2 separate regions of the Homo sapiens genome follow, and region 2 is linked to region 1. Evidence: read pairs that join two places in POLR2A ChIA-PET (ENCODE). Cell type or tissue: OCI-LY7. All regions are shown on one strand. Each heading gives the region's core, and the rest is flanking DNA. Links, peaks and the distances in the headings are about the cores only. Region 1 overlaps IKZF3 (IKAROS family zinc finger 3). Region 2 holds the start of LOC124904000 (a long non-coding RNA gene).

The links. Peaks named below come from ENCODE experiments on the same cell type or tissue, not always from the same donor. Only the 100,000 strongest peaks of a DNase experiment are listed, where the experiment ranks them.
Region 2: POLR2A ChIA-PET joins it to region 1 with 6 read pairs; 2 of 35 experiments call an interaction of 5 or more read pairs at or near these places.

What each region holds. Positions count from the first base shown.
Region 1 is chr17:39,797,071-39,809,669 of GRCh38, reverse strand. The region is part of intron 3 of IKZF3 (IKAROS family zinc finger 3); the gene reads left to right. Among named protein-coding and RNA genes, the nearest start is that of IKZF3, 61 kb to the left of the region's middle. RefSeq lists a silencer at 8,708-8,908. In OCI-LY7, for the core only: no CTCF peak of the experiment used is centred there; a DNase peak (open chromatin) is centred at 8,929; H3K4me3 peaks cover 2,050 bases; H3K27ac peaks cover 4,360 bases.
Region 2 is chr17:39,990,852-40,003,450 of GRCh38, reverse strand. It overlaps PSMD3 (proteasome 26S subunit, non-ATPase 3), which reads right to left. Exons shown (of 12, transcript NM_002809.4): 7 at 8,383-8,497; 8 at 8,156-8,275; 9 at 7,924-8,027; 10 at 7,113-7,268; 11 at 6,071-6,121; 12 at 5,492-5,947. The coding sequence ends at 5,870. LOC124904000 (a long non-coding RNA gene) reads left to right here and starts at 8,504. Exons shown (of 3, transcript XR_007065751.1): 1 at 8,504-11,858. RefSeq lists a silencer at 11,017-11,194. In OCI-LY7, for the core only: no CTCF peak of the experiment used is centred there; no DNase peak of the experiment used is centred there.

The DNA of each region.
Region 1 (12,599 bases), core at 2,023-10,022:
AGAATAGACATCATCTGCCCCTGACAGTTGTGTCTTGCGGTTTCTTCCAGGATCTAATCAGCAGTCTAGCAATAGGTTGACATAGTATTCAGGCTTAGAATTAGGAAAATTACATTTGGAAGTGACTAATAACACAGTACTTTCAAAGCTTTGGATTTTAAAGCGTCACACACACAGCAGGTGAATGAAGATGTCAGAGCCAGGCCTAAAGGAGCACCCTGGTAATCCAGCCCTTGGTGTATAACCTTCAAACACCAATAAACAAGATTATCTGGGTTTAACATGTGACCTTTCTCATTTTGACTGGTAGGTCCAGATGTTTTCTCGTTTAGCTGCCTGGTTGAAATCTGCTTTAACTGACTGCATTTGGATCTAGATTTGAGGTTGCAGGAATGACAGTCTTGAAAACTACATTCTGCACTGGGTGATACTGTCTAAACAGTAACATATGGAGACCTATGGTTTAATAACTAAAAATAATTTGTGACCTTACCCTTAATAGATTTGCTAATTATGTCAACTGAATAAGTAAAAATGGGATCACGATAGATATTTCACTATATTCATCAGTCTGGTGGCATTAAAGACATTGACAAGATGTGTTAGAACCAGCCTTTTCTGCACCTGCGTCTACAGAAGCAAAAATCTCAGCCAGGGCCTTTGTTATCCTTTCTTACTCCTTAAGTAATTTCATAGCAGCCCTTGAGAAAATAGGAAAGGCTCTTTGTTAACTTCTGTTAAGTCAGCCTAGGCTGTGGTCATACCTCCCATCCACCGACATTTGAACAAACACTACTTAATGGTCCATTATTACTCTTTTCATTACTTGGAGCCCAGAACTCTCTCTTGCATTTTTATATGACCTATTCCTTACTTACCATCAGCTTGATTTTCCGGTTCTAGTCCTTCAGGTTGTACTAGTTCTCTCTCTCTCTCAGACTGTAAAGAAAAGATAATTCTTTATTTTCTTATTTTGTCTTACGAGAGAACTCACATTCCTGAATGAACCCTCAGTGAACTTCCCCAGGTGCATTTATATCACTGCTGCTTTGCAGTCCAGAGATAGTGCTCATTAACTAATTAATAACCACAGCCTAGTAAAACACACTAAATTATTAACAGAACAGAAAGTGAGACAGTATGGTCCATAAAAGCACAAAATATAACAAAGAAGTAATATATCCTTATGTATCTGGATCCTTATGAATTTTAGCCCAATTTAGAAAGAGCAAAAATCAGTAGTTAGGTATTTGTCTGAAATCGATAATAAAATAACTAAGTATGGGAAATGTCCAATCAGGCCAACTCTTTTATACTTGATTTTTTAACCTTCCTTTCCTACTGTCAAGTAGCGGGTGCCCTTGTGTTTTTCAACAAGCTAATTCTTGTTAATTTTGTTGAAAGGGAATGAAATCAGTTGTACAGGAACAAAAGGAGTTAAAAATAGTCTTCTGAGCATTTGTCATATGGAAGTAATCATAGCTCAGAAACTATACTTACCATGATGCTTCTTGTAATCATTGGTGAATGGGTAGCTAAACATTCCCATTTTGAGACAGAGTCAGTATCAGAGTCAGTATCAGAGCTATCAATTTTATTTTGTTTTGTTTATCTGTATAGATTTCTTTTTAAAACAGCTTTAATGTGGTTATAATTTACATACTTTAAATGTTCAATTCAATGACTTTTCTAGTAAATTTACAGAGCTGTACAACTACCACCATGTTTTAGAACATTTCCATCACCCTAAAAAACCCTTTGTACTTGTTTGTAGTTGATCCCCATTCTTGCCTGCAGCCTCAGGCAACCACTAATTATTTCTGTCTCTAAAGATTTACTGTTTCTGGGTATTTCATATAAATGGAATAATACCATATGTAATATTTTGTTTCTGGCTTCTTTTACTTAGCATAATGTTTTTGAAGTTCATCTATGTTGCTGCATGTATCAGTAGTTTGTTTCTTTTATTTCTTTTTTCTTAAAATTTTTGAGATGGGATCTCACTGTGTTGCCTAGGCTGGTCTCAAACTCCTGGGCTCAAGTGATCCTCCCACCTCAGCCGCCCGAGTAGCTGGAAACATATAGAGGCCCCGTCTCTACAAAAAAAAAAAAAAAAAAAAAAAAATTTAAATAGTCCCAGCTACTCAGGAGACTGAGGTGGGAGGATTGCTTGAGCCTAGGAGGTCGAGGCTGCCTAGTGAGCCATGATCATGCCGCTGCACTCCAGCCTGGGTGACAGTGAGACTCTGTCAAAAAAAAAAAAAAAAAGAATATCATTGTATTTATATAGTACATTTTGATTATCAATTCACTGTTTGGTGGACATTCAATTGTTTGCATTTTTTAGCTTCTATGAACATTTATGTACAAGTCTTTATGTGGACATAGGTTATCACTGCTTTTGAGCAGATACCTAGAATTGTTGGCTTGTATGGTAAATTTATGTTTAATTTTATAAGAAACTACCCCTATATTAGTTATTGATTGCTGTGTGACAAATGACCCCAAACCCTAGCAACTTAAAACATATTATCTCAGGAATACAGGCACAGCATATCTGGGTCCTCTGCTTCAGTCTCTCCCAAGGCTGCTAACAAGATACTGACCTGAACTGTGGTCTCATCTAAAGACTTGACTAGGGAAGGATCAGTTTCCAAGCTCACTCATGTGGTTGTTGTCAGGATTCAGTTCCTGAAGGCTGTTAGACTGAAGGCCTCGTTTCTTCACTGGAGGTTGGCCAGACACTGCCTTCAGCTCCTTGCTCTCCAGCTTACTTCATCTGAGAAGCTTGCAAGAAACACCACAGAGAGAAAGAGAGAGAGAGATGGAAGTCACAGTCTTTTATAACCTAAACACAGAAGAGACACCTTCCATCACTTTTCCATGTTTTTTTCATTAGAAGCAATCACCTAGGTCCAGCCCACACTGGAGGGGAATATTACACAAGGGTGTGAATGCTAGGAGCCGTTTTAGAAGGCTGCCCACCATACTGCCAAACTGTTTTCCAAAATGACTGTATCATTTTACACTCCCACCAGCAACGGATGAGGGTTCCATTTTCTTCACATCCTTGCCAGCGCTCTTTATTGTGTCTTTTTTATAGTAGCCATTCTAGCAGGTGTGAAGTGGAATCTCATTATGGTTTTAATTCACACTTCTCTAATGACTGAGGATGATGAGCATCTTTTCATTGGTCTGTTGTCCATTCATATAATTTCCTGGTGAAATGTTAATTCACATCTTTTGTGCGTTTTAAAAATTTTATTTATTACCTTAGAAAAGCTAAAGACTACTTTCGTGCATTTTAAAATTGGATTATTTGTCTTACTGAGTTGCAGGATATTTTCATTTATGAATCATGTTTTCAGTGCTGTATCTAAGAAATCTTTGCCTGTCTCAAGGTCATGAACATATTATGTGCCAGCTACTATGCTACGCCTATATATACATTATTTTGCTTAATTTCATTACTGTAACAGCCCTATTAGGTATAGATATTATCATTACTGCAACACAAATGAGAAAATTCACGGAAGTCAAATTACTTGCTGAGGTCACACAGCTAGTTAGTACAACTTGAACCTGGGTTCTGTCTTACTCCAAAGCCCATGCTCTTTTATCAGAAACTTAAAAAAAAAGAAGTCATTCAACTCTATTTTCAGTGGAAAAAAATAAGTTAAATACCATATTGTTCCTTCCCTGTAATTACCAATACCCATCCAATATTACTTGAATATTGTTAGTAGAAACCTCTCTGTGATCATTAGAAGCTGCTGTTTGAAATAGAAAGGACATAGATTGCAGTTTGTTGGCCAGATTCTATTCTAGTTTTATTCTGCCAGACAATATTCCCTCTGCAGTTTCCAGTAGAGCTAGGATGCATCTTTGCTTGCAGCCTTGAAGTATGTTACTGGGCAGCTGTTAAGCAGTTGTTACACTTTATCCCCAGGGATGAACATGTTCCAGTGACAAGATAGCTCATTCCCTTGTGTGCTTTTAATGTTGTACATTCACCCAGGAGAAGTCAGTGCTGAGTTTCTTCTATTATTTCTCAGTGCTCTAATTCCATTATTTGAGAACCAGGGAAGAAGGAAGGGAAGAACCAGAGATGGGTAAAAGTCTAAATAATATGTTACAGATGGTAAATGTTAATTTTTATTTTGTATTTTAATGTAATGCTAAAAAGAACAAGAGTCTTCTAATTCTTAATCCTTATACTCATTTCCTTCTCATCCAAGAATCCTTTATACGCTTTGGGTCTGATTGTTATACCTTGAGTTAGAAATAACAATTTATTTTTTCCCTCTGTCTTCGGCTAATATGCTAGCTTTAGGCAAAATTGCAATCTGTACAATTTTTAAAAACACTGTCAACCCTAATTTTGTACTTGAAGCAAATAATAGTATAGTTGTTCACGCTTTCCTTTCCTCCTTCTTATCTTCTTTCCTTCCTTACTTCCTTGTTTGTTTGGTAAGTAGTCACTGAGCTCTGTATCAGTGCTAAATGTTGATAGAAGCAGCATAATATACAGACGTTGACATCAAACAGCCACTATGTAGAGAGGACAACGGGGAATATTATAGGAAAAGCGGAGAAGAAATGGGAGAGATAAGGAGCTTGTTTGCAACTTGTTGAGTGTGAGATAAGTGTTGGAAATTCAGGAAGTGATTGTACATGTCAGGAAGTATATGTCTATGGCTTTCCAGGTCTACCGGAAATAAAAATTTGAGAGTCAACAGCAATAAAAACTTGGATCAGGAGACAGAGTATGTAAAGTGAAAAGGCAAAAGTTTCAAGAAATAGGCCCTAGGAAATAATTCACATCTAGGAGATAGAGAAAGAGGAATAAACAGAGGATATAAGTAAATAAGTGAGGTAGGAGTAGGACCAGCAAAGAATAAGCCAAGGAAAGAGATTTAAAAAGCAGGGACTGGCCAGTGGCATCCTATTGCAAAATGGTGGAGCAGGAAGGGCAGAAGCCAGACCACAATGGGCAAAGAAGTCAACTAGATGACTGGCTATCACTGTGGGCCATGGACCTTATTCTGATGCATTAAGAGAAACTACATACTGCATGACAGCATCAGAATCTTGTAGACAAGTTAGGGGTCTATTGTGATCTACTACTTCTTCTCTGCCTGGCCTAGTTATCATCACTAAATTGGTTCAGGCTGCCCAAGAAGTTCATTCATTCATTCATTCAATTTCTTTTTTTTTTTTTTTTGAGACAGAGTCTCGCTCTCACCCAGGCTGGAGTGCAGTGGAGCTATCTTGGCTCACTGCAACCTCTGCCTCCTGGGTTCAAGCGATTCTCTTGCCTCAGCCTCCTGAGTAGCTGGGATTACAGGCGCGTGCCACTATGCCCAGCTAATGTTTTGTATTTTTAGTAGAGACAGGGATTCACCATGTCAGCCAGGCTGGTCTCGAACTGCTGGCCTCAAATAATCTGCCCGCCTTGGCCTCCCAAAGTGCTGGAGTGTTGGGATTACAGGCATGAGCCACCACACCCGGCCCATTCATTCAATTTCTAAAGTAACGAGGCCCTTGTTAGGTTCTGGGGACACAAATATTATTTAAACCTGGTCCCCACCTTGAAAATACTCCTAGTCTATATGGGAGATAAATACACTAATTGTGATATAACACAAAACATGCTATATACACCAAGAACTACTTATGCTCTGGATATAGAAGACTTTTTCATTCCTTCCTTTACCTGTGACCCTGAGTTTGGTATTGTGACAGTCAGAATGTTTTTTAGCCAATTGTATTTGGATGACAGTTTTTGAATTTTACTAAGAATTGTATTTTAACATGCTTTAAACTTTTTCATTCCTGTTTTTAAAAAAGATAGAGTGGCTGGGCGCGGTGGCTCACGCCTGTAATCCTAGCACTTTGGGAGGCCGAGGTGGGCGGATCATCTGAGGTCCAGAGTTCGAGACCAGCCTGACCAACATGGAGAAACCCTGCCTCTACTAAAAATGCAAAATTAGCAGGGCATGGTGGTACATGCCTGTAATCCCAGCTACTCCGGAGGCTGAGGCAGGAGAATGGCTTGAACCCGGGAGGTGGAGGTTGCTGTGAGCCGAGATCGCGCCATTGCACTCCAGCCTGGGCAACAAGAGCGAAACTCTGTCTCAAAAAAAAAAAAAAAAGATAGAGTGAATATTCTATGCAAGGGAATTTTGAATGAAAAAGGAAGTTTTTTTTCTTTCGGATTTACAAATGAAGTTTCTACCAGGTAACTACTTTAGTCTATGCTTGTTTAGGCAACATCTAAAACTTCAGCCTCTTTAAATGTATTTCATCCATTGTTTTTTGATGGGTAGCAGTTATTTCTCAAAAATATAAATACAAAAGAGTTTAATACATAGATGAAAATAATCAATAGAAAAAGTAATTGTTATAATGGGCAGAAATGAAACAATATACTTGTAGACTCTTTATAGTTTAGAAAGACCTTTCATACATCATGGCCTTCAGTCCTCACAATTCTAGATAAAGAATTATACCTGGCCCCATGACATTTGAAGAGCTTAGCCCAGCTGAGCAGCTGGAACCTTACCTACTGCTGATGTATAGTGTATTTCTGTTGTAAAAGTAGTAAATCTCCTCTTCTTCTAATGGGGAAGCAAAGAATTGCACTGAAATTATTAAGCAAAATTATTTTTATTATTATGCCCATGAATGAGCTATTTGATAGTCAGATAAGGCAAAAATTAATGTTATTAGTAAAATTGAGGGTAGTTCCTTTGCAAATGAAACTTTTTACATGCTAATGCTCTTGTGTTTGAAGTGATGTGATTTACTGATGGCCAGTTTAGATTCTTTTTTTTTTTTTTTTTTGAGACAGGTCTCATTCTGTTGCCCAGGCTGGCTGGAGTACAGTGGCATGATCACAGCTCACTGCAGCCTGGACCTCTCCAGGCTCAGGTGATCCTCCCTTCTCAGCCTCTTGAGTAGTTGGGACTACAGGCATGCTGTATTCCCAGCTATTCCCAGGTATTCTACCATACCTGGCTATTTTCTCATGACTTTAATTTTTTTTCTTTTTTTTTTTTTTGAGACAGGGTCTCGCTCTGTCTCCCAGGCTAGAGTGCAATGGCATGAACACAGCTCACTGCAGCCTTGACCTCCTGAGTTCAAGGGAATCTCCTGCCTTAGCCTCCTATGTAGCTGGGACAACAGGCACACACTACCACATCCGGCTAATTTTTTGATTTTTTGTAGAGACAGGGTCTTACTTTGTTGCCTAGGCTGGTCTCAAACTTCTGGGCCCAAGCGATCCTCCCACCTCTGCCTCCTGAAGTGCTGGAGTTACAGATGTAAGCTATTGCACCTGGCCAAAAATGTATTTCAATGAGAACTTAAATCTATAGAATTTTATCCAAACCTGTATTGAGATATCAGTATTTCATCTCTCTTTTTTTTTTTTTTTTTTTTTTTTTGAGATGGAGTCTCACTCTGTCACCCAGGCTGGAGTGCAGTGGTGCGATCTTGGCTCACTGCAAGCTCCGCCTCCCGGGTTCACAGCATTCTCCTGCCTCAGCCTCCCGAGTAGCTGGGACTACAGGTGCCCGTCACCATGCCCGGCTAATTTTTTATATTTTTAGTAGAGACAGGGTTTCACCATGTCTTGATGGTCTTGATCTCCTGATCTCGTGATCCGCCTGCCTCAGCCTCCCAAAGTGCTGGGATTACAGGCGTGAACCACTGCGCCCTGCCAGTATTTCATCTCTTGTTAGCCTGATTTACCTTTTCCAGTTTTTTCCTAATTTAAAAATAGGCATTTTCAAAATTAACAGACGTCCATTATTTTAAATTTTAAAAGAGAAAAAAAGAAAACATAATAGATTTTATAAATCAATGACCAAAAGTTTAGTTTGCATTGAAGCTTTATAATTTTACTGGTTAGCAAATATTAAAACTTTCCTTACTCTTTAGTTCTAAAAATATCATCGGTTTCTCTCTCTCATTACTTTACATGCAAAAATGTAAATTAGAAAATGAAAATGACCCATCGTTTCAGTGTTCTTCTTCCTAATACAAAGAGGTCATTGTGGGAGAGAAGTATAGACATTAATTTTATAAGGAAAACTGTTCTAGTTCATCTGTTTGTGCTAGATTGGGCGACAGTAACAAACTTTGTAGACTGAATACCTACAATACATATATTTCCCATTTTGCTCTTTAGTGCTTCAAGCTTCTAAATCCTATTAACAGCTGTCAAAACCTGGTAAACTATTTAGATGCTTTCACAATTTGTTTAATTGGATAGTTAGAAAATGGCGTGCTAGAAAAGCCCCCCCCCACCCCCTTTCTTTTAGCCTGGCTGAACATCTGTAGCATTAGGGCCTCATTATCTCTGAATTGGCATAGCAAATCAGTGGCATCATTAAAATGCCACATTAAGATGATTAAGCTTCTTTGTTATCCAGTTGACTTTTGCATTTGCTGAAGATTTCATGGTTATGACCCCCGATCCTTGTAAAACACTTAAATAACATCACCCTTTTGTGCCTTCCCTAACAGCCTCTATCTTGTTTTGTCCCTTCTCACAATATCTCCGGCAGACCTGAGGATATTACTTCCAACTTTGTCCTTCGTAGAGTTGGATTCTGAGATCTCATAGTTTAAGGTGGAAATTCAGAATCTCTTTTTTCCACTGGGAAATTCCTAGTATCAACATGCTCTCCAAGATACCCAAGTTGTCTATTCTGTTTGCCATCTTTGATAGGTTCTTCTCTCCAACTGAGCATTTTATGTGCCTGTAAAAACAAACTGAGGCACAGTTGGCTGAGACTGCTATTGCCCCTGAAGGATTTAGATGTTGGATCCTTTCCAGGACCCATTGTTTTTGCAGTGTCTCAGGTGAAACCAAAAATGTCTGCTCTGGAGTACAAGCCTTTCATGTGATAACCATCACCCCAGGAAATGAAACCATGTGCATCAGCCCCAGTGAGCCAAACCTTTGTTCTCTTCAGCCTACAAAATTCTCTCTGGGGTGTGTGTGTGTGTTCGTGTGTGTCATCTTCCTAAGAGGCCTGAAAACATAGACAAAGATGGGAGCAATTGTACCCTAGAGTAGCTCCTTTAGAAAGTTTAGTTTAATCTAATTTCCTATGGGTTAGATTCAATTTAGACATCTTTTCCCTGCCTCTGGGAATGTATAGCAATTACCTTTATCAGCAATTTGTGGTTTGGTATATTCTTTTCTCCACAAGTTCAGTTATAAAAAAGGTATTCAGGAAGCCTTTAACTTTTTTTATTATAAAATAGATCATATGTACAAAAAGGCAAGTATAATTACATGTATAGATTAAAGAATAATAAGAAAACATCCATACACCCACCACCTGACTTAAGAAATAAACTTTCACCAGTGTCTATGAGGCTTCTTGATAGTCTTCTAAGTGTCAACTTAAGATGTATGTCTAAGAAACCTGATATATATTATAAGAAGATTAGAATTTACAAAACCAAAACATGAGATTATTCATACTATAAAAGGTTTATTCACTTTACAAAAGACTTCAGGATACTATCAGGCAGTTCCCCAAATATATTCAAGTATTTGTTGCCAGGTCTTTAAGATTTTCTGCCTTTATTAAATGAACGGGTGTTGCCAGTCACTGACAACTGAAATCAGGGCAAAATAAACATTTCTGAATGTAGAATGTTAATCAGCGGGACAGTGTTATTGGTTTTGCATGAAACATTTTATGAACACATCAACTACATAAAAGCGGATCTGTAGCAATGTAATTATATCATACTAAATATAAAGCAGAATAAGACGGATGTATGAGAACAAAGAAACATAATTTTTTTTCTAGTTAAGGGTATCAAGGAAGACTTCATGGAAGAAGTGGCATTTAAACTGCATGTGGAAGTTTGAATACACTATTGAAATGGTAGAAGGATATTTTAGGTGTGGGAAAGGCTGGAGAAGAGGCTTGAAGAACTGTGATTAGTCATGTTGCTGCTGTGCTTCTCAGACTTTAATGTGCATAAGAATCCTTGAGGATCTTGTTAAAATGCAAATTCTGGTCCAGTAGGTCTAGGTTGAGGCCTGAGCACCTGTATTTCTAACAAGCTCCCAGGCGGTTGCAGAACTGCTTATCCAAGGACCTCACTTTGCATAGTAAAGTTCTAGTATAGAGAGAAAGGTGATTCAAGAAGACTGAGAAATGAGATGATTAAGTAGTCCTGGGGCAAGTTCTGGACAGGTGCTTGAATACCTCATTAAGGAGTTTGGACTTTATTCTATAAGCAAATGAAATCATTGAAAGTTTTAAATAAGAGTTTCTTTGCTACAGCATGATTATTCTGGCAATAGGATGCAGTATAACAGAGGTCACATGTACCGTGGGCCAGTTAGGAGGCTAATGCAATGATATATTCATACACCAGGAATTTATGGGATGTCTACTTTATGTAGGGCACTGCATCTAACTCGAGGCAGTGGCTCTCAAACTCCATTGTGCATAAGGTTTATCTGGAGAGCATGGTTTTAAATGAACATTTCCAGTCTCCACCCCCAGATTAGTAGATCTATGGTAGGAGCCCCAAATTTTCTATTTTAAAACCACATAACCTCTGGTCTTACAGATACAGGTTAAGCAGTGTCATAGGGAATACTGAGTTAAACACACACACACACACACACACACGCACACACACACACAATCTGTATAGCTTCTGCCCTCAGCTAGTTTACATATTTATTGGGGAGACTAGGGGAGGTGAGTTCATAAGTAACCCAGGAAGAAGGAGCAGGCTATTTTCCAGCTGGGTTGATCAGAGAAGGCATAGTAGCCAGGAGACAGCATATTAGTTTGACCTTTAAAAATGTGTAGGACAGTGGCCAGGCGCAGTGGCTCATGCCTGTAATCCCAGCACTTTGGGAGGCCGAGGCCGGCGGATCACGAGGTCAGGAGATTGAGACCATCCTGGCTAACACAGTGAAACCCTGTCTCTACTAAAAATACAAAAAATTAGCTGGGTATGGTGGTGGGCGCCTGTAGTCCCAGCTACTCAGGAGGCTGAGCCAAGAGAATGGCATGAACCCGGGAGGCAGAAGTTGCAGTGAGCAGAGATCGCACCACTGCACTCCAGCCTGAGAGACAGAGAAAGACTCCGTCTCAAAAAAAAAAAAAAAATACGTAGGATGTGTAGGACTTGGACCTGTGGCCATATTGGGGAAAGATCTTTTAGGCAGTAGAAATAAGACTACTTAGAAGCTCTTTAGTTAAAGATCTAACTAGTCAAAATTAATATGCCAAAGATAGGTTGGGGCCAGATCCCGAAAGGCCTTTTAAATTATTTGTTTCTGAGTTTGGACTTTATTTTGTTGGCAGTGGAAAATATTGAAGAATTTTGACAGGGCTATGACATGACCAGAGGTAGAATTTAGGAAGAGCAATCTTGTAGCAACAAACAAGACGGGCTGGAAAGGAGAAAGAAGGGAGCCAAAGAGAACAGTGCGGGGGCTACAGCAATAAGTAGATCGTGGGAAAGTCATAGGGTCTGAGAATTAGGTAATGGGCATGCAAAATACAGGAGTGGAGAAACAGATTAGAGATTGGATACACAGATAGAACCACTGAATGATTGAATGTGGGGCCCAATCAGGAGAAAGGAAAGATGACTCTAAGGATTCTAGCCTGAGTAACTGGGAAGATACCTAGGAAGCCTTCAGAAATAGAGGACTAAAGAAAGGGAGAGAGGTTACACCTGGAGTTATATATATGGAAATTAATCATATAAGATGTTAGTCGAAGCCTTAAGAATGAATGAAATTGCCATACAAGAGGGGTGTAGAGGGAAGAAAAAAGAAGGTTAAGGACAGTATTTAGGATGCAGAGGGAAGAAAAGGGGCAAGAAGGAAGCAATCAGAAAGGCAAGGAAAGAAGGTACATTTTCATTGAAGAAATAGGAGTGCAGGGGCCGGGCACGGTGGCTCATGCCTGTAATCCCAACACTTTGGGAGGCCAAGACAGGTGGATCACCTGAAGTCAGGAGTTCGAGACCAGCCTGGCCAACATGGTAAAACCCTGTCTCTACTAAAAATACAGAAATTAGCCAGGTGTGGTGGCACGTGCCTATAGTCCCAGCTACTCGGGAGGCTGAGGCAGGAGAATCGCTTGGACCTGGGAAGCAGAGGTTGCAGTGAGCCGAGATCGCACCACTGTACTCTAGCCTGGGCAACAGAGTGAGACTCTGTCTCAAAAAAAAAAAAAAAGAAAGAAAGAAAAGACATAGGAGTGCAGAAGAACAAGGAATGGTGAGTGGTCAGTAGTGTTGAGGATTACAAAGAAGTTGGAGAGAGTGGCATACAAAAAGGCTCTGAATCTAGGAATCAGGAGATTATGGTTGGTGATATTCAAGGGAGCAGATTAAGTGAATTGTGGAGGCGGAAGCCATATTACAGAGAATTCTGAGTCCTTTTTGAGGCTGTAGAGGCAGTAAGCATAGCTTACCTATGTCTTTTTTTTTTTTTCTTGAGACGGAGTCTCACTTTGTCACCCAAGCTGGAGTGCAGTGGTGGGATCTCAGCTCACTGCAACCTCCACTTCCCAGGTTCAAGCGATTCTCCT
Region 2 (12,599 bases), core at 3,120-11,119, 190 kb before region 1:
AAAACAATTTCTTAAAATAAGAAAATAATGAAATTTTCTGCATCAATTGACTTTTCTTTTTTCATTTTTGTGTTTTTGTTTGTTTTGTTTTGTTTTGAGATGGGGTCTCCCTCTGTTGCCCAGGCTGGAGTGCAGTGGCACGATCCCGGCTCACTGCAAGCTCCGCCTCCCAGATTCAAGCAATTTTCCTGCCTCAGCCTCCCAAGAAGCTGGGATTACAGGCTCCCACCACCATGCCCGTCTCATTTTTGTATTTTTAGTAGGGACGAGATTTCACCATGTTGGCCAGGTTGGTCTCGAACTCCTGACCTCAGGTGATCTGCCCGCCTCGGCCTCCCAAAGTGCTGGCATTACAGGTGTGAGCCACCATGCCCGGCCGACTCTCCATTTCTAGAAAGGTTTCTCTATAGCATATGATGCTGTTTGACATCGTTCTACCCACAGTAGAACTTCTTTCAAAATTGAAGTCAATGCTGGCCTGGAGCGGTGGCTCACGCCTGTAATCACAGCACTTTGGGAGGCTGAGGCGGGTGGATCACCTGAGGTCAGGAGTTCGAGACCAGCCTGGCCAACATGGTGAAACCCCATCTCTTCCAAAAATAGAAAAAAATTAACTGGGCGTGGTGGCGTGCACCTGTAGTCCCAGCTACTGGGGAGGCTGAGGTGGGAGAACCTCTTGGACCCAGGAGGTGGAGGTTGCAGTGAGCCAAGATCATGCCACTGCACTGCACTCCAGCCTGGGCGACAGAGCAAGACTCCATCTCAAAAAAAAAAAAAAAGAAAGAAAGAAATGGAGTCAATCCTCTCAAACTGCTGCTGCTTTATCAACTAAGTATATGTAATATCCTAAATCTTTGTTGCCATTTCAGCAATGTTCACAGCCTCTTCACCGGGAGTAGATTCCATCTCAAGAAACCACTTTCCTTGCTCATCCATAGAAGCAACTCATCTGTTCAAATGTTATCATGAGATGGCAGCAATTCAGTCCCATCTTCAGGCTCCACTTTTTTTTTTTTTTTTTTTTTTTTTGTAGAGACGAGGTCTTGCTATGTTACCCAGGTTGGTTTGGAACTTCTGAGCTCAAGTTATCCTCCTGCCCTGGCCTCCCAAATTGCTGGGATTGCAGGTGTGAGCCAGTGGGCCTGGCCTCAGGGTCCACTTCTAATTCTAGTTCTTTTGCTATTTCTACATCTGCAGTTTTTTCCTCCACTGAAGTGTGTCTTCAGCCCCTCAAAGTCACCCATGAAGGTTGTAATCAACTTCTTTCAAACTCCTGCTAATGTTAATTTTTTGAGATGGAGCCTTGCTTTTGTCACCCAGGCTGGAGTGCAATGGCATGATCTCGGCTCACTGCAACCTCCGCCTCCCGGGTTCAAGCGATTCTCCTGCCTCAGCCTCCCAAATAGCTGGGGTTACAGGAAAGCGCCACCATGCCCGGCTAATTTTGTATTTTTAGTAGAGATGTGGTTTCACCATGTTGGTCAGGCTGGTCTCGAACTCCTGTCCTCAAGTGATCCACCCGCTTCATCCTCCCAAAGTGCTGGAGTTACAGGTGTGAGCCGCTGCACTCGGCCTAATTTTTAAATTTTTTTAATACAGATGGGTTCTCACTTTGTTATTCAGGCTGCTCTTGGCCTCCTGGGCTCAAGCGATCTTCTTGCCTCAGCCTCCCAAAGTGCTGGAATTATAGGTGTCAGCCACCACTCCCGGCCTAATCATGAATATTCTTTTTTTGTTTTTTGAGAGAGTCTCACTCTGTCACCCAGGCTGAAGTGCATTGGCACGATCTCGGCTCACTGCAACCTCTGCCTCCCGGATTCAAGCGATTCTCATGTCTCAGCCTCCCGAGTAGCTGGGACTACAGGTGCGTGCCACCATACCTGACTAAGTTTTGTATTTATTTATTTATTTATTTATTTATTTATTTATTTATTTATTTTTAGTGGAGATGGAGTTTCACCATGTTGGCCAGCTTGGTCTCAAACTCCTGACCTCAGTTTATCCACCTGCCTCAGCCTCCCAAAGTGCTGGGATTATAGGCATGAGCCACCACGTCCGGCCCTAATCATGAATATTCTTAATGGCATCTAGAATGATGAATGCTTTCTAAGTTTTCAGTTTACCCAGATCCATCAGCGGAATCACTATGGCAGCTCTAGCCTTACAAAATGTATTTCTTAAAAAAGACTTGAAAGTTGAAATTACTTCTTCATCCATGGGCTGCAGAATGGATGTGTTAGCAGGAATGAAAACAATATTATTTCCCTGGTATCCCTCCATCAGAGCCCTTGGGTAATCAGGTGCATCGTCAATCAGCAGTAATAACTTTAAAAAATATTTTTTTTGGCTGAGTGCGGTGGCTCATGCCTGTAATCCCAGCTACTCAGGAGGCTGAGGCAGGAGAATCGCTTGAACCTAGAAGCAGAGGTTGCAGTGAGCTGAGATCATGCCACGGCACTCCAGCCTGGCCGACAGAGCCGACGAAGGAGTTGGTCTCAACAGTGGCTTAAAATGTTCGGTAAACCATGCTGGGAACAGATGGGCTGTCATCCAGGCTTTGTTGTTCCATCCACAGAGCACAGGCAGAATAGATTTAGCATCATTCTTAAGAGCCCTGGGATTTTCGGAATGGTAAATGAGCATTGGCTTCAACTTAAAGTCGCCAGCTGCATTAGCCCTAACGAGAGTCAGCCTGTCCTTCGAAGCTTTGAAGCCAGGGATTGACTTCTCTTCTGTAGCTATGAAAGTCCCAGGTGGCATCTTCTTCCAATAGAAGGCTGTTTGTCTACATTGAAAGTCTGTTTTTGAGTGTAGCCACCTTCGTCAGTGAGATCAGCTAGATCTGATGGATAACTTACTGCAGCTTCTCCATCAGCACTTGCTGCTTCACTTTGCACTTTTATGTTACAGAGACGGCTTCTTTCTTTCAACCTCACAAAACAACCTCTGTTAGCTTCTGACTTTTCTTCTGCAACTTTCTCACCTCTCTCTGCCTTCAAAGGATTGAAGAGAGTGAGGGCCTTTCTCCGGACTAGGCTTTGGCTTAAAGGAATGTTGTGGCTGATTTGATCTTCTTTCCAGACTCAAACTTTCTCCGTATCAGCAATAATGCTATTCTGCTTTCATATCATTTGTGTGTCCACTAGAGCAGCACTTTTAATTTAATTTATCATTTTTATTTTTTATTGTTTTGAGACAGAATTTCGCTCTGTCACCCAGGTTGGAGTGCAGTGGTGCGATCTTGACTCATGGTAACCTCCGCCTCCCCACTTCAAGCGATTCTCCTGCCTCAGCGTCCTAAGTAGTTCGGAGTACAGGCATGCACCACCACGCCCAGCTAATTTTTTGTATTTTTAGTAGAGATGGGGTCTTGCCATGTTGGCCAGGCTGGTCTCGAACTCTTTTTAAAACATTTTTTTTGAGACAGAGTTTCGCTTTTGTTACCCAGGCTGAAGTGCAGTGGTGTGATCTCGGCTCACTGCAACCTCTGCCTTCCGGTTTCAAGGATTCTCCTATCTCAGCCTCCCGAGTAGCTGGGATTACAGGCGCCCACTGCCATGCCTGGCTAGTTTTTGTATTTGTAGTAGAGACGGGGTTTCACCATGCTGGCCAGGCTGGTCTCGAACTCCTGACCTTGTGATCTGCCCGCCTCAGCCTCCCAAAGTGCTGGGATTACAGTTGTGAGCCACCGTGCCCAACCTGGAGCAGCACTTTTAATTTCCTTAAAGAACTCCCCCTTCACAACTTGGCTACCTGTTTGGTGCAGGAGACCTGACTTTTGGCCTCTCTCAGCTTTCAACATGCCTTCCTCACTAAGCATAATCATTTTGACCTTTTGATTGAAAGTGAGAGATGTGTGATTCTTTCTCCCTTTTTCTGTTTTCTTGTTTTGAGACAGGGTCTCACTGTCGCCCAGGTGGGAGTGCAGTGGCAGGATCTCAGGTCACTGCAGCCTCTGCCTTCACCTCCCAGGCTCAAGGGCTCCTTCCACCTCAGGCTTCCTAGTAGCTGGGACTACAGGTGCGTGCCACATGCCCAGCTAATTTTTATATTTTTTGTAGCGATAAGGTTTCATTGTGTTGCCCAGGCTGATCTCCAACTCCTGAGCTCAAGGGGTCCACCAGCCTTGGCCTCCCAAAGTGCTGGGATAACAGGCGTGAGTCACCAGGCCTGGCCAATGACTCTTTCTCTCACTGGAACACTTAAGAGGCCATTGTAGGGTTACTAACAGGCCTAATTTCAATATTATTTTGTGTCTCAGGGCATGGAGAGACTCAAGAAGAGGGAGAGAGACAGGGAATGGAGTGAGCAGTGTGAGCAGTGAGAACACACTCGACATTTATTAAGTTCACCATCTTTTTTTTTTTTTTGACAATGTCTCACTGTGTCACCCAGGCTGGAGTGCAATGGCACGATCTTGGCTCACTGGAACCTCCGCCTCCTGGGTTCAAGCAATTCTCCTGCCTCAGTCTCCCAAGTAGCTGGGATTACAGGCGCCTGCCACCACACCCGGCTGTTTTTTGTATTTTTAGTAGAGACGGGGTTTCCCCATGTTGTCCAAGCTGGTCCTGAACTCCTGACCTCAGGTGATCCACCTGCCTCGGCCTGCCAAAGTGCTGGGATTACAAGCGCGAGCCACCGTGCCCGGCTAAGTTCACCATCCTATATGGGTGCAATTTGTGGTGCCCCAACAATGACAATAGTAACATCAAAGATCACCGATCACACATCACCATAACAGATATAATGAAAAAGTTTGAGATATCGAGAGGATTTACCAAAATGTGACCCAGAGACGCTAAGTGAGCACATGCTGTTGGGAAAATGGCACCGACAGATTTGCTTGATGCAGTGTTGCCAGAAACCTTCAATTTGTCCTTTTCTTTTTCTTTTGAGACACAGTCTCACTCTGTTGCCCAGGCTGGAGTGCAGTGGCGAGATCTTGGCTCACTGCATGCTCCACCTCCCGGGTTCAAGCAATTCTCCTGCTTCAGCCTCCCAAGTAGCTGGGATTACAGGCGCCTGCCTCCATGCCCAGCTGATTTTTTTATTTTTAGTAGAGACGGGGTTTTGCCATGTTGGCCAGGCTGGTCTCAAACTCCTGACCTTTAGTGATCCGCCCACCTTAGCCTCCCAAAGTGTTGGGATTACAGGCATGAGCCACCATGCCTGGCCAAACCTTCAATTTGTAAAAACTGCAATAACCGTGAAGCACCATGAGGTGTATTGGGAGATGAAGGTCTGCAGCTGGTGATGGACACATGGTACACCTTTCCTAACAAGACCTTACCAAAGCCACACAAGTACGAAAAGAGAGTAAACCTAGGCCCCCGACCCCAGGTCAGGGTCCCTTCATCCTCCCCTGGGCACCTCCCCATCTGCAGACCCATCGCCCTCAGATTACACACCTGGGGCTAGTACTCTAAGGCCAAAAAACCCAAAATCTGAGCCTGCCAATACTGCAGTGAAGTATAGTAACTGATGCACAAAGCACTGTGGAGAACTTTTTATTGTTTAAAAATCATAATCGAAGCTTCAAAAAACATACAAGCCAAGACATCCCAGTTCTAGTCCCCCACTCCCTAAAGGAGTACACAGAACTATCCTTCCCCTCCTGCTCCCACACTGCTGGCCAGGACCCTGCCCGGGGAGGTTGCCTGCCCACCCTCCTGCCTGCTGTACAGTAAGTCACCGGCTGGGGAGGAGCCCTGGGGGAGGTCAGGGTGGCTGGCTCCCAGCACCCCCACCCCCTGCACGAATGCAGCATATGAGCTGTGTGTGGGAAAATGGGGACAGTGCCCTGGGCAGGGGACCCCCAAGGGGGAAAGAGCCTGTCCCCATTCCCCCTACCCCTCCCCAGCCCCCCAGCTCAAGGGAAGCTGTCATCATCATCTTCTGCCATCTCCTTGGCAAACTCCAAGTCCTGCTGTTCTCGCTCACGCCGTTCCTGGGGAGAGAGGCAAGTGAGGCCAAAGCTTCAGAGCAGCTCAGCCCTTCCAGACACTCGCCCGACTCCCCTTCTGTGTGGAAGTTTGACCTTTCGGTCTCACCCAGAAAGCAGAGAGCTTACCTCTGCAGACTCCAAGTCCTTGTTGTACGATTTGGGAGGAAACCTCATGGCCTGGGGCACAGCAAAGAGAGGAGATGAGCGAGGGAAGGAAGCAGGTGAGGCACTCACGCAACCTGCACTCCCTGCGTCCCCTCTGTGAGCTAGACACCAGGCAGGAAGCGGCGGGCCCCTCTCCAGTTAGTCTAGTGGGGGGCTAGGCATCAAAGGAATTATTACAGTGCCCTGTGGGAAATGCTGAAAAAAGAGGAATAAACGACCAACTCTCTTGACTGGGCAGGGAGGAGGAAAAGGAGGAACACAGTGGATGTGGCAACGGGGAGAGGCCTTCCCGGTGGAGGATTCCATGTGGGAGGGGCCTGGCCTGCACCCAGTGGGCTGGCTGCTGGGTGGTGGGGCAGGAGTGGGAGGGGAGGCTTGACCTAAGGGACCAGGTCACAAAGGGCCTTGCATGTCACGTGGAGTAGGGCTTAGCCAGATTTTAAGCAAGGCAGCAATATCCTAGTTTCCTCGGAGGAGACCAGAAAAAAACATGGCAAGCAAATAGTAACAGCGCCAAACTCAGTGCTTAACTGAGGATAAGGGCTCACCCTTTTGTGGAGCTAGATACCAGCGCCATCTTTTTTACAATTTAGACTTCGCTAAGTGCCTCAATACAGGGACTTCTTTTAATCTTACCAACCCTGTGAAGCAAGCAAGACAGGTAACACCTCCCTATCAGCTTCAGAGATGGAGAAACAGAGCTTTGAGAAGTTAAATGCCTCAAATTTGGAACCAAATGTAGAACCCCGCCCTCTGAATCCCTGCCTGGTCCTCCCTGGTGACCACATCATCCCTTAAACGCAATAGGAGAGGGCAACTGGCTATGGAACTATGGCCAAGTCCCCTCCCCATTCTGGGCCCCCTGTGCTGCAGCTCAGTGATTTTACAGAGATTGGCTGGGACGTGGGCCACAAATTAAGCCAGTCTTCTCTGAGGAATCCATGAGTGTGGAGGGAGGGGTGTGCTGCTGCCAGGCGTGACTCTGCAGCCACGGGCTTCTCACCTTGACAGACATGTTGTGGATATCTAGGCAGAAGGAGATGCGCTGGTGGAAGGCTAGCTGGGGCTCTCGGGTGGAATAGATGTCAATCATCTCCTTGGATTGGACATAGCCCTTCTCGTGGTTGATGCTGGCCTCAATGACACCATCCCGGATGGCCTGCAGGCCCCCAAAGAGGAAAGTTCACCAGCACACCCAGCTTCTTCTTTTTTTTTTTTTTTGAGATGGAGTCTCGCTCTGTCACCCAGGCAGGAGAGTGCGGTGGTGCGATCTCAGCTCACTGCAACCTTTACCTCCCGGGTTCAAGCGATTCTCCTGCCTCAGCCTCCCAAGTAGCTGGGATTACAGGAACCTGCCACCAGGCCTGGCTAATTTTTGTATTTTCAGTAGAGATGGGGTTTCGCCAAGTTGGCCAGGCTTGTCTCAAACTCCTGACCTCAGGTGATCTGCCCATGTCAGCCTCCCAAAGTGCTGGGATTACAGGCATGAGCCACTGCGCCTGGCCCAGCACGCCCATCTTCTAAGTCAGAGAACATCTTGTTCCATCCCATTCCTCTGCCCTCCTTATATTCTCACACTCACAGGCACTATCATAAACTCAACATGTGCACACACCTACACTCACACACTCACATGCACATCCATGCTCTCTCTGGCAACTTCTTGGCTTCACTGCAAATGACGGGCACGCCCTGAAATGACTATGCCATTGCTTTACCTATTCCCCTCCTTGGCCAAACTCCTCCCACTCCTGCCTCCTGAGATTGGCAGGAAAGTGACAACCTGGTCACTGTGGTTCCTGAACCAGCCCCACCTTGGCAACAATGAACTCTGCATCTTCGGGGCTATCCAACTGCAGCTTCTGGGCGATGTCAGCCAAGGAGATTCGGGAATAGGAGAGGCTGATCATGCGTACACCTGGGAGAGGAAGGAGCGATGGGGTGGGCAGAGTGGACACAGACCCTTCACTTGCCCAAGGATACCCACTAGGTTTGCCCTGGCCTGGCTTCTGCTCCTCCAACAGCCCCTCAGATCCTGATCCACACCTGTCTTAATCACGTTGTGCCGCAGCCGGATAATTAGGGTGTAGGTCCCATCTGCTTGAAACTTCTCCCCAAACTGATCCAGGACCTGGTTGAACTTGGCTAGGTTTCCTGTCCTGACAGCTGCAGGCAGAACAGGAGTAGATTGGATGATGCAAATAGGCACAGGCATGTAAGAGGCCCCACTGAAGGGGGCCTAGTGGGCTCTGGGGTGGGGAAGCCAGCCTTACCTTGAGTCAGAAGGAAATAGGGCATGAGTGAGCGCTTGAGGGAGGGCTGGCGGAACTGCAGCCGGTCAGGGATCTCCCCCAGCAACAGCTCCACCACGATGAGAAGCTTGTGCACCTGGACAGAGTGACAGGGGAACACAGTGGGCAGGGAGCCCCATGGGCGGAAGAAGAAAATGAAATGTGGCCTAAATTCTGCCAGATGTAGTGGGAAACAGGGAAAGGGATCACTGTTTAGGCCCAGAGAGAGGAGGAAGCCCTGAAAACCTGTGCTGGGCATAGAATCCAAGCTCTGCCTTTGGAGCCGGGTGCTGGGAATGTGGCCCTTTGGTCACATTTGGTCGCAGAGCCGTCAGCTGCATTTCACCTGGCCACCCCGCGCGTAGTCTGCTCTGAAATGACAGTGCTCTAAAGTGAGGCCAGAAGGGCGGGTGCTGTGGCTCAGCAACAGCGAGGGACCAGGGCTCACAGGCCTGGAGAACGGAACGTGTGTCAGCCAGAGATGCTCATTAGGGAGGCGGACTGTTACTAGAGGAGAGGAGGTCATCAGTGGGTAGAACTCATTATCTGGGTAGAGGCATAAGTGCAGGAAGGGGCCTGGCTTCAGTGAATGAGCAGAGTATCCAGACATAGAAGGGTAACTGGAAACCTGGACCTGTCTTCCTCTACAGGACTGTGAAGTATTTCCGAGTGGTGCTGACCGTGGGTGGAGTCAGCATCGCGGAAGAACTACAGTGGAGGGAATGACGCCCCCCAACTCAGGAGTTCACCAGCAAACAGGAGGCACGGAACACAAAGCAGCTAAATCGTGGGGCAGCAAGTGTCACAGGAGACAGGGGTTACAACGGGAGTGTGTGATCACACCTACGGCCAGGCAGACCCTTCACCCTCCACAGGCACCCATGAGGCTGCCCTGTCCACTGGAATAACTCATGTGTGAGGGGAAATCCCTGGAAATGGTTAATTTATGAAGTGCCTTAAGGAGTCTGACAAAGCAGAAAAAGGAGGAGGGTCAAGGGTACAGATTGAAAAAGAGGCAGAAAAGTGTGGGTGCCTGGGGAGCTGTTAGGAAAGAGACAGTTGGGACCGCAGTCTGGGGACTATGCCATTGCCATTTTGTGTGCCAGGCTGAGCAGTATAAAGTCTGCACGTAGAACACTTGGTGTCTAGTCTCTATTCACTAGCTAGGAAACACTGAGCAACTGGGTCCTTAGTTCCTCATCTCTAAAACTACCAAATAACAATAACAATACCTAGCCTGTCTACCTCACAAGACCGTTATGATACCCTACAGCAGTGGGGAGCAATGGAAGCTTCCCAGGCAAGGGAAGGACAGAGCTGGAGCTCTGCTTAGTAAGGCAAGTGAATGTAAGCTGGGCTGCTGGAGAGGAAGATGACCAGGCAGAAGTGTCTGGGAATGTTAGTGGCTCAAACCATGGCACTGGCAATATGAAGGAACAGGCAAACACAGAAGATGTGCAGACAATTCAACAGACGACCAAGTGATGGGAAGGAGGATGGGGGAGAGTCAGAGATGATCCCAAGGCCCTGATCTGGATCGGGAAAGCAGGAGGAAGGAATGGTAAGGGGGCCAGGAGGGATCTCTTTGGGACACGCTGTAGAGAGAGACATGGGGAGTGGGAGGGGGAGCTGGATCTGCAGGCCTGATGCTCGTGAGAGGGGTCAGAGTTAGTGTTATGGGCTAAACTGCATCCCCCTCAAGTTCATGTTAGAGACCTAAACCCCAGTACCTCAGAATGGGACTCTATTTGGACACAGGGCCTTTAAAGAGGTAATTATGGTAAAGTGAGGTCATATGGGTGGACCCTAATCCTACATGACTATTGTCCTTCTAAGACAAAAGCAGGACACAGACACGCACAGAGGGAAGACCATGTGAAAACACCAGGAGACGGCCATCGACAAGCAGACGAGAGAGGCCCTCAGAAGAAACCAATCGTGTCACACTTTGCTGTTGGACTTAGAGCCTCCAGAATTGTGATGAAATCAATTTCGGTTGTTTAAGCCGCCAAGTCTGTGGGACCTTGCGGTGGCAGTGCCAGCAGAGTAACGGAGTTAGTAATGTACAGGCTGAAGAGCATCATGCAGGCGAGCGCTGAAGCTGGGAAAGCAAACAAGGTCACTCAAGGAGAGAATGAGGGTTTTACTATCGACAGAGAAGCTCTCAGAGTGCTCTGCTGAGGCCCAGGTGGTGAGAAGGAGCAGAGAGAACACTGGAGGGAAGGGGCTGGCCAGTGCACTGTTGGGGAGGGAGCCAGGGGAGACAGGAACGGCCGCCTGAGAGAGGAAGCAGCAGGGCTGGGGGTTTTCTTCCCGGAGACTGAAGCAAACAGGTGATGGGCCAAGGCTAGAAGAGAGAGGAAGGAGTGTGATGGAAAACACAGGTAGTGAAGCTGGTGTTAAGTAAAGACAGGGAGGGTGAAAATGGGCGGAGAGAGACATTCAAGTTTACAAGAGACAAGGTGGCTGCAGGAATGAATGCTAGCTGACCTCCGCTTTGAACAGGATGAGCCAGCACCGCCCTCCTCAGAGCGCTCTGTGCCACCAGCAGCACTGGCATCACCCAAGGCCTGTTAGGAACACAGACTCTCTGAATCGGAATCTACAGCTTCATCAGAGCCCCAGGTGATTCTGTAAGCTGGGTGGTGACAGGGGTACGGCAAAGGTGTGTGAGGGCAGAGGGCAGAGGGCTGGTTGCAGGCCTTCTCCCAAACATGCCTTCACTCCCGCCCTCTCTCTCCCTGCGCTCCCTCACCAACAGCCCGAGACCTCTCTTCCAGCTCTCTACGCCTTCCTGCCACTGAGATTTAAATGCCTGAAAGCCTCTCTCATGGTACATGACACATTTTATATATGTTAATTACTAGTATTTTTAGTGATTTTCAAAAGAAACTTTAGTGTCTCTCATATTGTAAGCAATCTAACATTTTGCTCACGCACCCTGTGTGTCTGAAAAGCCTTTACTCCTTGTGAAAATCCTACCCATCTTTCAAAGACCAGTTCAATTTTAATGTTTGTTTTTTTTTGAGACAGAGTCTTGCTCTGTCGCCCAGGCTGCAGTGCAGTGGCACGATCATGGCTCACTGCAGCCTCGACTTCCTGGGCCCAAGTGATCCTTGCACCTCAGCCTCCCAAGTAGCTGGGACTACAGGTGCATGCCATCACGCCCAGCTAGGTTTTTAATTTTTGCAGAGGCGGTGTCTCCATATGTTGCTCAGGTTGGTCTCAAGCAATCCTCTTGCCACAGCCTCCCAAAGTGCTAGGATTACAGGTGTGAGCCCTGTACCTAGCCAACTTTTTCTTTAAGACCCTTTCTCTTTCATTATTTGATCAAAAACAAATCTGACTTTCTCTGAACTTCTGAACAGAAATAAAATGAATCTCCTACTACATTGACCTAATCAACACACGTCTCCCGTTCCCTGTCAAGACACCATGGAGGTGGATGTTGTGTGAAGGTAGGAGCAGAGGTTTGAATTTGGGAAGACTGGGTCTACATCCTGGCTACTGGGCTCTGTGACTTCACATACACCCTCAAGCTTTCTGACACAACATTCTTTATCTCTTTGAAATACTCTAATAATAAGAAATACCTGGCCTGGAGCGGTGGCTCACGCCTGTAATCCCAGGACTTTGGGAGGCTGAGGTGGGTGGATCACTTGAGGTCAGGAGTTCGAGACCAGCCTGGCCAACATGGTGAAACCCCATCTCTACTAAAAATACAAAAAATTAGCTGGGCGTGGTGGCAGGCGCCTGTAATCCCAGTTACTCGGGAGGCTGAGGCAGGAGAATCCCTTGAACCCCAAAGACAGGGGTTGCAGTGAGCCAAGATGGCACCTCTGTCTCCAGCCTGGGAGACAGAGCAAGACTCCGTTTCAAAAAAAAGAACCAAAAAAACAAACAAAAAAATTAGTTGGATGTGGTGGCAGGCGCCTGCCCAGCTACTGAGGAAGCTGAGGCAGGAGAATCACTTGAACTCGGGAGGCAGAGGTTGCAGTGAGAAAAGATCGTGCCATTGCACTCCAGCCTGAGTGACAGAGGGAGACTCTGTCTCAGAAAACAAAAAACGAAAGAAAAGAAAGAAAGATCACTTATTATCCTCCCTTCCTATCCCTTACAGTGCCTAATACCAAGGTTGATGCTTAAATACTTGCTGACTGACAGCTCTTAAGTGGCCAAGTTTTATGTTTACTTGAGCC